Linked DNA regions of Mus musculus: region 2 is linked to region 1. A link is a loop called in an ENCODE intact Hi-C map of the cell type or tissue named here. Cell type or tissue: left cerebral cortex. All regions are shown on one strand.

Region 1 (8,000 bases):
ACTCTGACCCATAGACACTCAGTATTCCTCAGAATTCTTATAAAGTGGCTTTGTTTGCCAGGAGAAGCCCTTTACTTTCTTATCTGCTCCTGCAGCCAGACTCCCGTTTCTGGAGAGGGCAGCTAGTCTTCTATTATCTCAAGCAAGCTTCCCAGGGATCAGAGCTCCACACTGGTTCCTAGGCTGTTCCAGATAAGGCTCCCTCCTCCCAGATACCCCATTCTCTTCATAACCAGCTAGATTTTCTCCGGGTCCTGCTTTTTTCTGCTTTCCCAAAAGAGGCCTGTAGCCGTCCGGAATAAACTTTTTCTTTTCCACCCACAGAGCAGCCATTTTGATAGTTTCTCTCCCATGCCCTAGAATGCACACGCACGGTATTTACCAGTAGATAGTACAAGAGCATTCACGCCAGCATTTCAACAGCCTTCACTGGAGGCCTCAGCGCTCACCAACAGGAGGATAGGTAGATTGTGAGATTTTTCAAATAACGGAAATAGAAATGAACAAGCCGGAGCTCCACGGGGCAGACTTGACTTCATCAATACAACCCTGGGCAAAGAACGCTGAGAATACCGTGTGTGGCAGCGTGAAGGCAGAGCTCAGAATCAGACCAGCTGAGCTGCCTTGCCTGTGTTGGGACTGATGACCAGAGGGGCACAGATGACCTAAAGGCTTGATGACCTGGTGCTGGCTGCCAGGGAGTAGTGGAACCTCACTTTCTTCTTTATTTTGTACCTCAGTTATGAGTGCCCCTCCCTGACTCTCTGTAGCTGGGTGAGAATGCTTAGCCCCACCCCCGCACCCCCCACCGCCCTCCCATCTTATGGCCAGGTGTGGAGAGGCCAGTCTTCTAAGATGGCACACCAGAAGGACAGGACCCGGCCTCCTGACAGCCTCTATGGCAACCTTGACTCTGACCTGCCTCCTGGCTTCTGTTTCAGATGGCAGATGCCTTCTCTAGCTGAGCCCTTTGCTAGAGTTGGCACTGCAAGCCTAACAGAAAAGGCCAGAGGCAAGCTTGGGTCCTGCAGGTATTGGACAGGAACAGAATGGTGGCGGCTTTCTCCGGGGAAAGAGCACGGCTTTTACCACAGTGGGGACTGGAAAGCAAGAGCAGGCTGCTTGGCACAAAGTGAGTTGGTATCGAGCTGGGGCTCCCTAGTCTTGTATGTCAGGACAGTGGGAGTAACGGGTCTCTCCTCTGCACTGTCTCTGTGAGTGCCTCACCCAAGTCGTGAGTTCCTCTCAGTCCTTGACGCTAGGCTGGGATAGGAACAAGCGTGTGGGGTGGGGAGGGCTAATCACCCACCAGTCATCCTCCCCTCCTTGCTGGTAAAATGGAAACCCATTCTGTTTGGGCAGCAGTAGACACAATCCATTGAGCAGCTTCCCAAGCCCAGCTTCTCCTTCCACCTCTGCAAGTGCCCTTCGCTCTGCCCAGAGTAGGAGACCATACCTGCCTTCCCCCAAGATGGCCGCTCCAGGTTCTTTCCTAAGGCCTGGAATTGGCGCCCTGCTCCAGAAAGACATCCTGGACTCTCCCACTTCTGTTTGGAATTGCTCCACCCCAAGATGCCACATCCCTACTCTGTTGCAGAAACTAACCTGACTAGGGCAGTGAGGGAATAAAGAAAGGGCAGAGATATACATAGGAAAGCCGGGATTGGATAAACTGGGCCATCTGATGGGGAAGCCTCGGCACCCGGAAACGCAGTGTGTGTGTTATTTGAAGTTCAACGGGGAGGTGGGTTATTATGGCATAGAGCTGATTGAGGAAGTGTGGTTAGGACACACAGATAAAGTAGGAGATGGGGGATGCCATGCAGCTGGATCAAGGAGATAGGCTTAGCTAACCTCAGTAGGATAAATCTCTCTGTGTGTGTTGGGGAGCAATCTTCAGGCCATAAACAAGGGGAGAAAGCTATGGTGGACCATATATACATATACATACACATACACATACACATACACATACACACATACACACATACACACATACACACATACACACATACACACATACACACATACACACATACACACATACACACATACACACATACACATACACATACATATACATATACATCATATACATATCGTCATAGGAATATGGATCAGAGGAAGCTTTGAAGGACAGGCTTTCCCATTTCCCCCATGGGTTTTGAGTTAATGTGGACCATGATACGGACGTGCCCATGTCTATAGCACACATTCATCAGGGCTTTGCTCACTCAGGACTTCCCCTGCTCTGCACACCAGGAAGCCAGGAAAGAGACACTTATCCCCTGGGCTGAACTCCAGAGATGCACATCCTCACTCAGCTACTTAACGGCTTTCTGAGTTAGCCACACAGGCCTCACTGGCCCTGCTGATACACTGAGGGACTGAGAATCAATCAGAATAAGACCCACATCAAACCCCACAGTGATCTTCCCCTCAGATGATGAGCCCTGACAGAATCTGCAGAACCGCCCAGTCCATCAGGAAGAACTAACACCTGGTGGGATGTAGCTGTCAGGACCAGGAGGGAACCAAAACCTTGGTGCAATGTGATTCCTATGGTCCAGCACAACTCTGCAAGACACATGCCGCCATCGGCCCCAGTTTACAGAGAAGAAGCCAGCTGTCAAAAAGAATTTACTCTGTCAGCCATTTCCTGCTCATCGCCAACGTACTCAGTTCATTCACCTAGAAACTAAAGCAGCCACGGAGAGCTTTCTTGCCGATTAAGTAAATGTACAGACATGTTGGGAAGCACAGTGGGCAGCGTCAGCAGGGTGGGAGAGGAATGTGTAACGTAACAAATGGTGGGCACACCAGAAACAGATCTTCAGAAAGTCTCTCTGCAAGCACTGAGAAAGAATAAATAAGAGAGTGTGTTCCCTTGACTTAGCCCTGCCGCTCCCAAGACTTACTTTCTTAGGCATAATTCAGAGATGCAACCAATGTTTTTCTCCAGAAATGTCACCATGGCATCCCACGTGACAATGGCCATAGAAGAAAGAGCTCACAGGCAGTTTGGTGGCAAGCTTTTCAGGATAGATGTCACCCCACACTCACCCCAAGCAGACACTCCTGAGCCATTCGGAGTGATATTGGAAAAGAACCGCAAATGTCACTTTGCTTCAAGTGGCCACGATTTGGTGACAGATTAAAAATAGGATGCAAAGTGCCACATTTAGACAGCCCCTCACTTGCCAGGACCAGATGTTTTTAGCAGGGCTGCCATCTGAAAGTGACAGGCATTTGGCAGAAACCTCACCTCCAGTCTTGCAGTTTGAACTTTACTCTTTCCGGGGCTGGTTATATTCAGTGTAACACTAGGTTGCCAGCCATGTGGAATGGGAAACTGAGGAACTCCTGGTCAGCCACAGGATGAGATGAGCCCACTGCCTGCCCCTCTGCCACTGCCGTGTGACAAAGCTGCTGTATAGAACAGGCTCAGCGTTCCCTGTGCTTCTCGACTTCCAACAGTCTCCTAACGTGTGTTTTATTGGGATGTAACTCCGTCCTCACACAATGGCACACAGACCTTGTTGTGTGCTATTTCTCAGTTGGAATGAGATCTTGGGAGCTGGAGTAGAGGTGCTATCAAAATCAACTGAAGTCCCAGCTACCTTTGCTGCAGAGGTGGGCCTGATACCCTAGCTCATCCCTGCTCTTGGCAACTGTCTTAGTTTAGGTTTGCTATTGCTGTGGTGATGACACCATGACAAAAACAAGATGGGCAGGAAAGCGTTTATTGGCTTAGGCTCCCACATCACATTAGAGGAAGTCAGGACAGGAGCCCCAAACAGGGAAGGTCTCTGGAAGCAGGAGCTAATGCTTCCACAGAGAATAGTGCTGCTTACTGGCTTGCTCAGCCTGCTTATAGAACGCAGGGCCACTAGCCCAGGGTTGGCAGCACCTACAATTGACTGGGCCCTTCCCCAATCATCAAAAACAAAGAAAATGCCCTCCAGATTTGTCTACAGACCAATCCACAGCCGGCGTTCCTTAGTTAAGGTACCGTCTTCTCAGAGGACTTTACCTTGTATATCAGGTTGTTGTACAACTGGCCACCACAGCACAGCTAGGTAGGACAGCCCATGTCTTTGATCCCAGCACTTAGGAGGCAGAGGCAGTCAGATCTTTGAGCTTAAGGCAAACCCGATCTTCAGAGTTAATTCAAGGATAGTCAGGGCTATGCAGAGAAACCATATCTCAAAAACAAAAACAAAACAAAAAAACCAAAAAACAACAACAACAACCAACCAACCACTACCCAGCAACCTTCCAAGATAGCTGCAAGATAGATAGCCTGTGTCCTCAGATGGAACACAGGCATGGGAAATTAGATTCCCAGCTGCTGTAGTTTGGATCCTGAGCTGGAAAGATAGAGCTCCTGTCGTCTGTCACCATAAACAGCCACCGGCAGAGACAAGAGTGAACCCTTAAATCCTGCTTTATTCAGGGGACAGCAAGGTAAGGAGGAGGCAGGTTCACCCGCGAGGAAAAATAGACCACCGGAGTCAGGGCTGTCAGTCAGGGTTAGGAGCTTAGCCTCATCCCTGAGTTTTGTGGTGTCAGCGTCCTGCACGTCTGCCCTCTCCACTGTCTGTCTGTACCTCCAGGTTCAGAGGCACTCTAGGTTGTTCATAGAGTGCACATGCAGACTCTTGTCCAAGGCGTGGTGGGAAAACCTGCCCTAATAATACAAGATGTAAAGTGCCCCATCTGTCCCTGTGTTACTAAAGATCTACGAGCTAAAGACTTGGCTCTGTTAGGGGAGGGTGGGTGCTTTAGGAGGTGGGGCCGAGTGGAAAGTCCTAGGTCATTAGGGGCAGGCTCCTGAAGGGGTAAGGAGCTGGTCCCCTTCATCAAGTGTCTCTTGTTTGTCACACGACTACCAGAAGCCTAATGGTAACAGATTCATTGATCACAGAGTGAAACTCTCAGAGCGACCATCCCAGGCATCTATTTGTCTCAGTACTGGAACTCCAGTACCTAGTCGTGGCCCCTCCTCCACCCCTGCCCCATGGAGGTGGGGGTGGGGGTGACTTTGACGGTGGATACTCTTAATGCAAACTTTTACCACTCTCTTCTAAGCCGTTTTCAATGATTATCAATCACTTTTATAATCAAGGTGGAGAGAAGGCAATAAAAAAATCACTGGGTCGTGCAAAGAGTCTAGAAAGTTCCTGAAGACTGTTTTCCCCCAGGTGTTAGCCGTGATTGTTTCCAGATGGTGGGAGGATGGTGGCACTGAGAACTCTTTTACTCTGTTCTGTCTTTTTCCCCCCCTTGGTGGAAAGAGAGTTCATGAGTTATTTAGAATTCTGGCATGTTGATCCCTGAGGCTTCCATGGGGGGGGGGTCTGCTGTATCCCATAGGATGAAGGTGGTACCTGCAGACCCTTGGTGGCATCCTACCTCCCCACCAGCCTGGAGCATGGCCACCCCTCCCCAACACACACCGGAAAAGGTTGGAGCTGGTGCCAGCTTGTGCCTCTCTTCGTCCCCCTCCCAGGAGAGCCATGTCCTCGCTCATCTGTAACTTTCAATTAACCAGGCACCAGGCTCCAGCTCAGAGGCTGAACAAATGTTCCAGGGAGGGAAAGAATCCAGCCCAAAGCACTGGGAGGACATTTCCTTTTAATTAAAGTGAGAATTAAGGCGGCTCTAAAACCCATTCTGGTGAGACCAGAAGGTGGTCCAGGAGGAAAGGTTGCCAGGGAGGCATTCTGGGGAGGGAGGCAGGGTGCAGGGTGCGAGGAGGGAGCCATCCACTCTTGTATTTCTCATTAGGCCCCCGCAGGTCTGGGTCTGCTAATGCAGGAAGATGGAGGCTGGCATCAGATGGTCCTGGTAATTAGAACCCTTGACCCCCAGGGCCGCCTTACTGGGACAGGATTATTGTTGATACTGGGTGTCTGGGTATGTGGGAGGAAGCACTTGGGCAGATGGAGTTTAGAACAGGGCCCCCTGCACCTCCAGGCTCCCTCTCTATTCATCCTGAGCCAACCTCTCAGAGGCCTCAGAGAAGAGAAGAGAAGGCCTTGGCCTTCTCTCTCTCTCTCTCTCTCTCTCTCTCTCTCTCTCTCTCTTTGGCAGAGACAGGAATGGGGAGTGTCAGATAATGATTCACAGTTGTTGAGTGTCACCACTGCTCCTGGGCTTAGGAGCTGTGGCTTTGTGGGTTTGAATCCACTTCTGTTCCTCCCTGATTCACTGAGGACAGCTTCATGGTCCCCGTGGGCCCCCACTTCCCCACCTGTAAGTTAGAGGTGACAGTGACACTTGCGTTGAAGGGTTGGTGTTCAGGGCTTAGAATCTCCTGCCCATAGTGCCAATCGCTCAGAGCTGGGAATGGCACAAGGTAGGGGATGATTCAGTCCAACAGTGTGGCCATGCTGAGTAGAGGATCTTCGTCACAGCCCCTGACATGAGCTGGATTTGGGCAGGGGTAAGAAGTAGGCAGCAGTCTTGGTCACAGGGAGGACCTCACTCTCATTCACTAGGTGGTTCTGAGTCCTTACGATCAGGGAGATGATCCAGTTTCAATAAGATGGATGTGATCTCTGTCGGAGGTGGGTGTCTTTATGAAATGATCTCTCTGTGAGTCTCCGTGGCCTGCATCTTCAGGAGAGTCACTAGAGGCCTTCCGATGCCCTCTGGGGGGCTGGGAGGGAGCCTGAAGGCTGACAGGAGGACACCTCTATTTCTCATCTGTGGACCTTTACCCTGGCAAAGAGCTGAGATGATAGACCTGGTGTTGTCCGTAAGCAGACAGGCATGCCGTGAGCCATCAGCACACAGTCATGCCAGTGAGTGACTGTGCACAAACGTTCAGATGTCATGCAGCTATCTTGCTTGCATGGATCTTGAAGGCCCAGATGAGGCGTCATTGCTTGTTCTGCAACACAAGCTATTCCCAAGTCTCTCTGTCTCTCTGTCTCTCTCTCCTCTCTATCTCTCTCTCTTTCCCTCTACCTCTCCCTCTCTCTCCCTCTCTTTTAGCCTCTCTTCCCCTCCCTCCCTCTCTCCCCTCTCTCTTCTCACAAGATGGGCTGCCAATCACGCCCTTGAACCTCCAGAACTATGAGCCAAAAATAAACCTGTCGGCTTACTTCATAAGCCCGTGTCAGGTGTTTTGTCTTAATGTCTAAATCGACGCCTGCTTTCTGGGCTGCAGTGAGGACTCACCCAGTAAGCCTGCGCACAGGGTAAGAGTGGGCACCCTCGGTGAGGCCTGCATGTCAGCTGTTCTTTTCTCTGCAGTGCCACTTCCATTAAATGCACAAATTCATTGTGTCATGCCAGATCTCGTGTGCCAGCCACTCGGGGTATCTCTTTTGGTTGGTGCACAAAGATCCCCAGAGAGGTTATGTTACTTGTGAAAGGTCACACAGCTCTTAGTAGGGAGCGGAGTTGGGACTTGACCCCAGGATTTCTGACTCCACTGCCCACCGTCCTTTCTTTCATTTGGCCTCAGGAGATGGGGTGTAGATATGGAAACAGTATGCACTGAGCCTTGCAGGGATAACTTTAAAGACTGTAACTACAAAGGGCGTGGCTATCAGAGTTAGATGGGTGGGGTCCTGGCTTAGAGGAGCTCCAGCTTAAGTCACCTGCCTTCTTGGCCAGCAAGAGGAGAGTGGGGACCCCATTGCTTTCTTGAGCAGCTGAACCAAGAACAGCAGGGGCATATAGCAAGAATTGCCAAAGGAAGGAAATGGGAGGCCCCAGCAGGAGAGTCCCTAGACAGGCTGCCTCCCCACCCCTGAGCCCTCTAGGGGCAGCCAGAGACGAAGCTTCCCTCAGTACCTTGTGGGAAGTCATGAGGCAGGGTGCCCTGGGCATCAGATCCTAGCAGGGACCAGCAGGCTTAGGCTTCAAAGCAGAGAAACCGTCCACCCCTTCCTAAGAGTCAGAGGAGGATACACTGAGAACACACATTGCTAGACCAGCTCAGCCCTGTAGGACACTGAGCCCCTCTTGCCCTGCATCCCACCCCA
Region 2 (8,000 bases), 110 kb before region 1:
TTCTTAGGACAAAGGCAGAAAGGGCAAATTTTGCCAAACTATCATAAAAGTGATCTCTAGCCCAGATGCTAATATTATTCTCCCATGGAACCTCTTGAGCTGGACCTCCACAGTCTACACAGAACTTGGCATTACTGTCTTCCAAGTGGCTGATTAAGTTCTGCAGAGAGCATTCAACTGCTTCCTAGTCTAAGGTTTCAAAGTCTTCCACATTCCTGGAAAAACTAGCATGGTCAGGCTTGTGGACATGGGCCCACCCTGAGCTGGGAAGAGGTAGGTTCCCCAGAAGAAGCTGAAGTCCCACTACTCAAAGGAAAGAGACGGAAGCTGGGCTTCCAGGACAGTTGTCTGCAAGTGCAAATCCACACATGAGTTTGGGATGCCCATCGTTGGGATGTGTGGACAGGAGCTCTGGAATCTTTTAACTCAGAGTTGAGGGCTGTGACAGGCTTTGTTGAGTGATGGTTGAGCAAGCTTTTCCACCAGCCTACGGGCTTCTCTCACTCTGGCCTGTGGGAGGCTGAGATAGCAGGACCACTGATCACAGGTGTGAGTCCCTTGTGAGTAACTACCAGTGATCAGTCGGCCACCAAGCATCTCACAGGACTCCATCAGGAGTGGGCATTCTGTTCCTGGGTCAGCATCTGAGCTGTGTTCTGCCTCTCCCTATGGCCCGCTCACTTTCTGTATGGAAAGAGGAATTCTCAGGAAGAGACCGACACATGGGAAAACTGAGACAGAGATGTAGCATTTAGCAACATATTCATCTCTCTCCTCAATCTTCTGCAGTTTTTACTCTTTTGGACCGTTTCTGCCAACACGTGGGCATACTCAAGCTCCTGCCACTTTGAAATTCCCTCCTTGAGTTTTGATTTTTCCTTTGCACTGCTACCTGCTCTGAGTCTTCATCTGCAACAGTGGGGTTTGTGGGGTTTTAAAAATCATGTTTAATATATAATCTTCTTTGAGGACTCCATACAATTTGTTTTAATCATATTTGCCCACTTTGTTCCCCCAAAACTCCACTTTGTGTTTTGTTTTGTTTTGTTTTGTTTTGTTTTGTTTTAGAAGACACTATCTTACACCAAACATCCTGGTCTTCTGCTCTTCTGATCTTTCTGTGCCCTCCTCCAAGACGTTCCCCGAGTCTTAGGTAAAGGGATGTGTTATAGATGCAACCATTGGGGTTAGGTGCTCATGATCAGTTGTTCTCCACATCTGACCAGTGTGGTTTTCTGTGATGATCTCTGCTGCTAAAGGAGGCTTCTTTGAAGACAGGTAAGAGCTACACTCCCCTGCAGGTGTAAGGATAAATATTTTGAGGGCAGTTAGGAGTCAAACTGCTTTAGAGTGGCTGTAGTAGGTTCTCCTCTAGGGTCTAATGGCCTCAGCAGCCATGGACGGTTGGCTAGGTTAACAGTGCCAGGCATGAATTTTCTCCTACCGAGCAGGCTTTAAGTCCAATCTGACAGCTGTTGGTTATTCCAGGATATATATGCCATCATTGCAACTTTCGGAATCTCTTGTCATTCTGGTCATTGGGTTCATAGGTGCTACCGCTGGCTAGGCCTACTGATTGCTTCCTCCTTGACAGCCTGCATGGCTTGTTCTGATGCTATGAGAGGTGGTCCTGAGGGAGGAGGCATTCAGGTCAGATCCAGATGGATTCCCCCTGTGCCCAAATTATGTAGTGTTCCTAGTAATGAGGGCTTACCTTCTTTTTCAAGAAGGCACCAAGGGCTACGGCAATAGCCTATATTATTTGAGTAGTTTCTTGGGCTCATCTAACCAACAATGCAAAAGTCTATTTCCCATGCCTGGCATTGGGGTTTATACTATCTAGTCTATGACTATTGAGAGGTTACCCAAAGGGAATAACTTTAATTAGGCACTGTGTGTGTGTATGTGTGTGTGTGTGTGTGTGTGTGTGTGTGTGTGTGTGCTTTTAAGTAAACACAATGGGCTAGAGAGATGGCTCAGTAGTTAAGAGCACCATCTGCTCTTCTAGAGGTCCTGAGTTCAATTCCCAGCAACCACATGGTGGCTCACAACCATCTGTAATGAGATCTGATGTCCTCTTCTGGTGTGTCTGAAGACAGCAACATTGTACTCACATACATAAATAACTTTTTTTTAAAAATGAGTAAACACAGAATAATATGATCCCAATGGCTTTTAAAAATATTCTTGTATTCTCTCTACTTCCCAATACCTGTGTCTCAGTATACTCTGATTTGCCAGCATCCTGTGCATGCACACACACGCACATACACATGCACACACACAGACATGAATGTGCTCACCCTGTGTTGCTCCTTCGCTGACACTCTAAAGCCAACCAGCCTAGGTTAGGAGAGGTTAGCAGACACTCCTGTCGGTGTCAAGAGCACTTCTCAGATGTTACTACTGGATGGTTTCACAAATGTGAGCAGACCAGGCAGAGTGGCCTGTTCTGTGTGAGAAAATCCTGGAGAAGGATTTGTGCCTGGAATGGGGATGTTTTGGTAGCTAGGATGCTATGGGGCAGTGCCACCATGTGCAAGAGATAGCTGTGGTCAGGGAGACACAGAATCAAACACCAGGAAAGTTCTCACTTTGGGAAATGACTACCAGTCAGAGACACCTAAAGAAGAAAGGCTCCCTGCCACTGGAAGCAGTCAGTGGAAGTCCATCAGAAGGACTTAGTAGGGAGCCTGATCTGAGGTATGGATGCTACACCAGGATGCAGGGTCTAGTTGTGAATCTGCATGAGTCTGGCAATGCAGTGTCTCTAGAAGGTCTCTGTGTTTCCACCCATCACGTTCCAGCTGTGTGGCCTTGGGCAGGTTACTTGCCCTCTTTCCTCCTGGGCCATGGGAGGAGGCTAAGAGCACCCACTGTACCCTGCCCAGGACTGCTGACATTTAAGGGCAATCTTATACAGAGGTTCAGCAAGGTGCCTTGCATACCAAAAGTGCCTAATAAAGGCTGCTGCTGTCTGGGTTCAGTGCTGAGTTTCGTCTCCAGGTGGCGCTGGATGCTCAGCCCAAATCCCAGCTTGAGTTTCAGCTGTGGCTTTCCTCAGAGACTTCTAGGTAGTGAGCTTAGAGCCTCAGGGAGGGGAAGTACTGGAAAAGTCAGTGTGGTTGCTGCAGTGTGGTCCGTTCTGTCCACAGAAGTTTTAACCAGCATGACGACATTTTAACCTTAGTGACTAAGAAGCTGCTTGCTGGCTGGGTCCCAGGGACACTGGTGTTAGGGGATCTTTTATAAGCTAGTAGATCCAAACACATGCACACACGCATGAGTACACACACCTCTCCTGGACTTGGGAGAACGGTATTAACACTTTCTCTGCACAGCCATGAGACTTTGTTCTCATGGTTATTTCAAGGGAAATAACCTTGAGAAAAGGGAGTGGGGTTTTGGGGACTTAGATGTGATGTGGCATAGAAGCAGGGCCCACAACCAGGAATCCCAGTCCTAATATGCTCATCCTCATAGCAGGCCTCACAGGATCCTTCTTTTCCTACTTTGCAGATGAGGAAACTAAGCTGGAAGAGGCTAAGTTACTTTTCCAAACTCCTACAACTGGCACCACGGCTCTTACTATCCAAATACCATTGTTGGTTTGATTTTTTTTTTTTTTCTTTTTCGAGACGGGATCTTACTATTTAGTTCTGGCTGTCCTAGAACTCACTCTGTAGACCAGACTGGCCCTGAACTCACAGAGATCTGCCTGCCTCTGCCTCCCGAGTGCTGGGATAAAAGGCGTGCGCCACCACCCCTGGTATACTTACTTAATTCGTTTATTTTTTGGAGACAAGGTTTTGCTATCTGCTCTGGCCAGTCTAGTCACTAAATAGACAGGCTGACCTTGAACTTGCAGAGATCCTCCTGCCTCAACCTTCTTAGGGCTAGGCTTATGGGCTTGTGACCACAGGCCCAGCTCAATATCCAAATTCTCATTATGTAGTGGACTATTACCACAACCTTTTCTAATTCTAGAAAAATCTAGAATTTATTAAGGAAATTTCTTTTTAATGAGGTAGTCCCCAGGAATATAAATGTTTTAATAGGGGTTTCTGAGAAAGTTAGGAAGTTTGATATTTATGTTACTTCAGGGGGAATGTCCAGAGAACAAGCTCTCTCCTCCCACATTGGACTCTCCCTCCTCCCCCATTGGACTCTCCCTCCTCCCCCATTGGATTCTCCTTCCTACACTTCTGACTCAATGACCACATTTTTTATGCCCTCCTCCAGGTGTGGGTGGACGCTGGGACGCAGATCTTTTTCTCCTATGCCATCTGCCTGGGCTGCCTAACCGCTCTGGGGAGTTACAACAACTATAACAACAACTGCTACAGGTAAGCCCGTGACAGCCACAGTTTCCAGCCCTCACAGCTGTCCACCACACAGGGCCCGGAACACAGATAGCTGCTGGTCAGACACTCCATTTCCCCAGGGTCACAGGGACAGACCTGGGAAATTGCCACATGCAAGCAGAGTCCGCCCTGAATGCACAGTAAATCCACCCTGCAGCCTCAGTCAGGACTCAGTACCGACAGGTGCAGCAGAAGTGTATATACAATGTTTCCCATGGCCACACGGCTAATTGGGAACTAAACTGGCCCAACCCGGCTGTTTCCACACCATGGACCTTGTTTCTGACTGGTGTTGCTTCTCACAGGTTCGTGGGGCCCTCTCTTGGCCCACCTGGAGTGGCTAGGTCCTCTTTAGCCCATCCTCGACCTACCTTCCACTTGACATCCTGCAGCTAGCCACTTGCAAAACCTCAAGGGGTCCAGGTAGGGAAGTGTCTAAGGCTGTGGATCAGCCTGGCAGATCTGTAGCCTGAGTGGCCACTGTGAGGCTGAGAACCAGGGACAGTCAGCACTGTGCGTGAGGGGAGGGGGCGGGATAAACTCACTCTGGGGTCCTTGACTGTGAGGACAGATTTTGTCCTCACACCTAAAAGCCAGGTATGTGGCACACAGTAGGTGGATACTCGCTAGTTGGTGGACAGAGCATCATACTGTAAGACTGGGAGCTCCTTCTGTAGGAAGGAGTCTCTGGAGTGGTGATGAGAAACTGCCGTGAGAACAGACCAACTGAGGAAGGATATTCCACCTGTATCCACTCTATGTAGCAGTTAGCCACAAAGGGAAACTATCCCAGAGTAAGGAATTAAATGCTAATTTGAAGATTCGAAACGATGATAGAAAACTAAAATGGAGTTCGTAGAGGAGGGAGCAACTGATGGGTCCACAGGAAAATGTCCTTTGCCTCAAACTTCTGGGAAGAAAGAAAAAACTATTCAAAAAGAAGCTGGGCCTGATTTCCCCTCTCTTGATTGCTGTACATAGAAGGTACCTTGTTTACTCTGGGTTCACATTGGTTTTATGATGAAATAAGAAGTCAGGAGAGCCAGGCATATTAGTACACAACACTAACATGCAGGAGGTTGAAGCAGGATTGCTGTGAGTTTGAGGCTAGCCTGGGCTACATAATGAGTTCAGGCTAGCCTAAGATACAGTTAGACCCTGTCCTAGCCCTTCCCCAGCCCCATTGCAGCAAGGAAAATCAAATTAGTACTGATAATATCTGTGTATTATTTAACGCCAATAAGATATATAAATTATTTATTAAGTTAGATGATATAATAGTGACATATAAAGTGTTCACGGGCAGGGGGGGGGGCTAGATCATAATATATAAAAAATTATTATTATTATTTTTTTACCAGCAAGCTAGCAGTGGATCTGAAAATGAACAGCATTTTATTTTGTAAGAGGGGCCTGTCCCAATTCACTCCTGGTAGGAACTCATCAGACAGGATCTTTCCTCTTCCTGCCCCCTCAGTGGAACAAAGCAGATGCCTGTGAAACTGTTTCCAGAGTGTTCTGCAAACAGGTCTGCCCAGCAGTCAATTAATCCCTTCTGCTGACAGCTTAGTCGCCTCTGGAGCTCGTGCAAGCCCAGCTCAGCTCCTGCTGACTTCAAAGCTCTGGTTATGTAAGTCTTCCCCAGAGGTTGCAGGGAGCTGTAGGGAAGGCTTAAGAGGGATAGACAGCCTGGCCAGGCAGGGCTCAGCCTCATGTGGCTGAGTGAGCTCACAGGTGGAGACTGACATCCAGATACAGTGTTGAAGGAGCTAGAGGTCCCTAGGAACTCAAATACAAGAAAGTGATCTGAGGGCCTGTGGGAGAAATAGGGACATTTGCCTTCCCCAGCCTCATGGTGGCTGAAGGTGCCTGCCCACACTCTGGTCTTGGAAGCCCTGATTCTTAGCAAGTGTCATTTAGCTCCAGAAAAAAAGGGTTATCTGAGAGGATTGGATTCCCAGCTACAGTTTACCTGAGAACAGATGATAAAGCCTGAACTACGATGATTGGATTGGGGGACCTGACACAGAACTGGCACCCAGTGGCTCCTTAAATGTGACAGAAGTCCAGAAGGTAGCAATGCCCCCTTCTCCAGGCCCTTGTCCCCACAGCTGGATAAGTCAGGGCTGCTTGGCTTTAGATGAGAGGAGAAGGTGCACAGGGCAGCTGCGACTGGATTTTGGACAATGAGATGCCAGTGGAAGTGTGACTCCTTGCTGCCTTGGGAATATGTGATCCTCTTCTAGACTGGGTTGAGCTTCTTCCAGAGTAGAGGCAAATTGCGCTTTAGATAGTATACATAGTCAAGGTTAGCAGCCCAGCTGACATTCACTCTCTAAAGGGATCTTTAAAGGGACCTGGATCAGTCCTCTACTGCCATGGTAATGTTTGTGACAAATAACCTTGGCCCCAGGGGCGAGGTGTTTGTGTTAAGGTTGACTGGGGAGAATGTCCTGGCTATGAGTGGGTGGGTTTGGCTTCAGGCCAAGCTCAAATCTGCTCTCTGTGTGTACACCCTGTAGTCCAGGCTGAAGGGACAGTTACTCCCCTGGAGAGTTCTTCCCACCTTAATCATCATCATCATGGTAAAAGACAGGTTCAGTTAAGAACATACAAGTCAAATGTCTGTCGTGTCAGCCAACATCTTACTATCCAAAAGTAGGTCACATGGCTAAGCCCAGACCAGTGGATCTGGAGGTTCCATTCCACCCCCAAATGGGGGGATTAGAAACAAACCATGAGGCCCCGATACCAAATACTTTATCATGTTTAGGTCAGTCCCAAAGAAGACCGTACAGGGAGAATCATAGCCCCAGGCTCCTGACTCCATGTCTAGTGCTCTCTCCACCGTGCCCTCTTTACCAGGGTCATTGTTGGTTTGTTATAAGTATCACCTTTGGTTCTATTACAAAAATCATGGTTCAAGAAGAGAGGAGAATTCTCAGTCCTGCATGTGACAGCTGCAGAGGCCCTGGGTAAGCCAGAGTGCACAACAGATGGGGGACAGGATGAGTGGCAAGAGAACCGGGGTGTTACCTGAGAGAACAGAAGACGGAAGGAGCCATGAAGCTAAACCTCCAGGCCACCGTAGCCTCAAGCCCCACCCCCATAGCTAAGTCAGATTCTAGCTAGCAGGATATATGCAGATTCTCTGTGCCATAGGCAGGAGATGCCACTCAGTAGGAAGGGGCCAGTGGAAAGGGGCAGTGAACTCTAGCTCCTGGACCAGAAGCAAAGGCCACAGTGCCACTCCATCTAGAACACGATTGGTCAGGATCATCCAAGTACTCCTCCCATAGAGAGCGAGGCACTGGCATGCATTCTACCTGAACTGTGAGCCCACACCACAGAGGCTGAGTTCTAGTGCCTATGCTAGCATGGGCCGAGTCTCTGGATCAACATCCTCATCTTGATGGAGCTCCAGCATTCGCTGCTGCCTGGTTGGTTTCCCACGGGTTGCGGGTTTATGTTGGTGTTTCCCAGCTGGTGAGCAAGTCAGAGTAACTGCTCTGATCATTTTCCTCTGTAAACTAGCCCAATATCCAGGACCTGCATAGAGCAGAATGCAGGGCTTTGCTTGGTAATGAGCTTAGCCAGAATGGGTGCCACCACAAAACCTCTCCCTTGCTTAGCCAG

What was found. Peaks named below come from ENCODE experiments on the same cell type or tissue, not always from the same donor. Only the 100,000 strongest peaks of a DNase experiment are listed, where the experiment ranks them.
Region 2: a loop joins it to region 1, with 4 times the contacts of the local background. A loop is called at or near these places in 20 of 42 quality-filtered maps.

What each region holds. Positions count from the first base shown.
Region 1 is chr6:114,331,143-114,339,142 of GRCm38, forward strand. No RefSeq gene overlaps it. Among named protein-coding and RNA genes, the nearest start is that of Slc6a1, 53 kb to the left of the region's middle. In left cerebral cortex, no CTCF peak of the experiment used is centred here; a DNase peak (open chromatin) is centred at 3,129.
Region 2 is chr6:114,221,581-114,229,580 of GRCm38, forward strand. Slc6a11 (solute carrier family 6 (neurotransmitter transporter, GABA), member 11) reads left to right here. Exons shown (of 14, transcript NM_172890.3): 7 at 4,243-4,346. Among named protein-coding and RNA genes, the nearest start is that of Gm46972, 47 kb to the right of the region's middle. In left cerebral cortex, a CTCF peak has its summit at 3,003 (motif pointing right); DNase peaks (open chromatin) are centred at 3,008 and 6,037.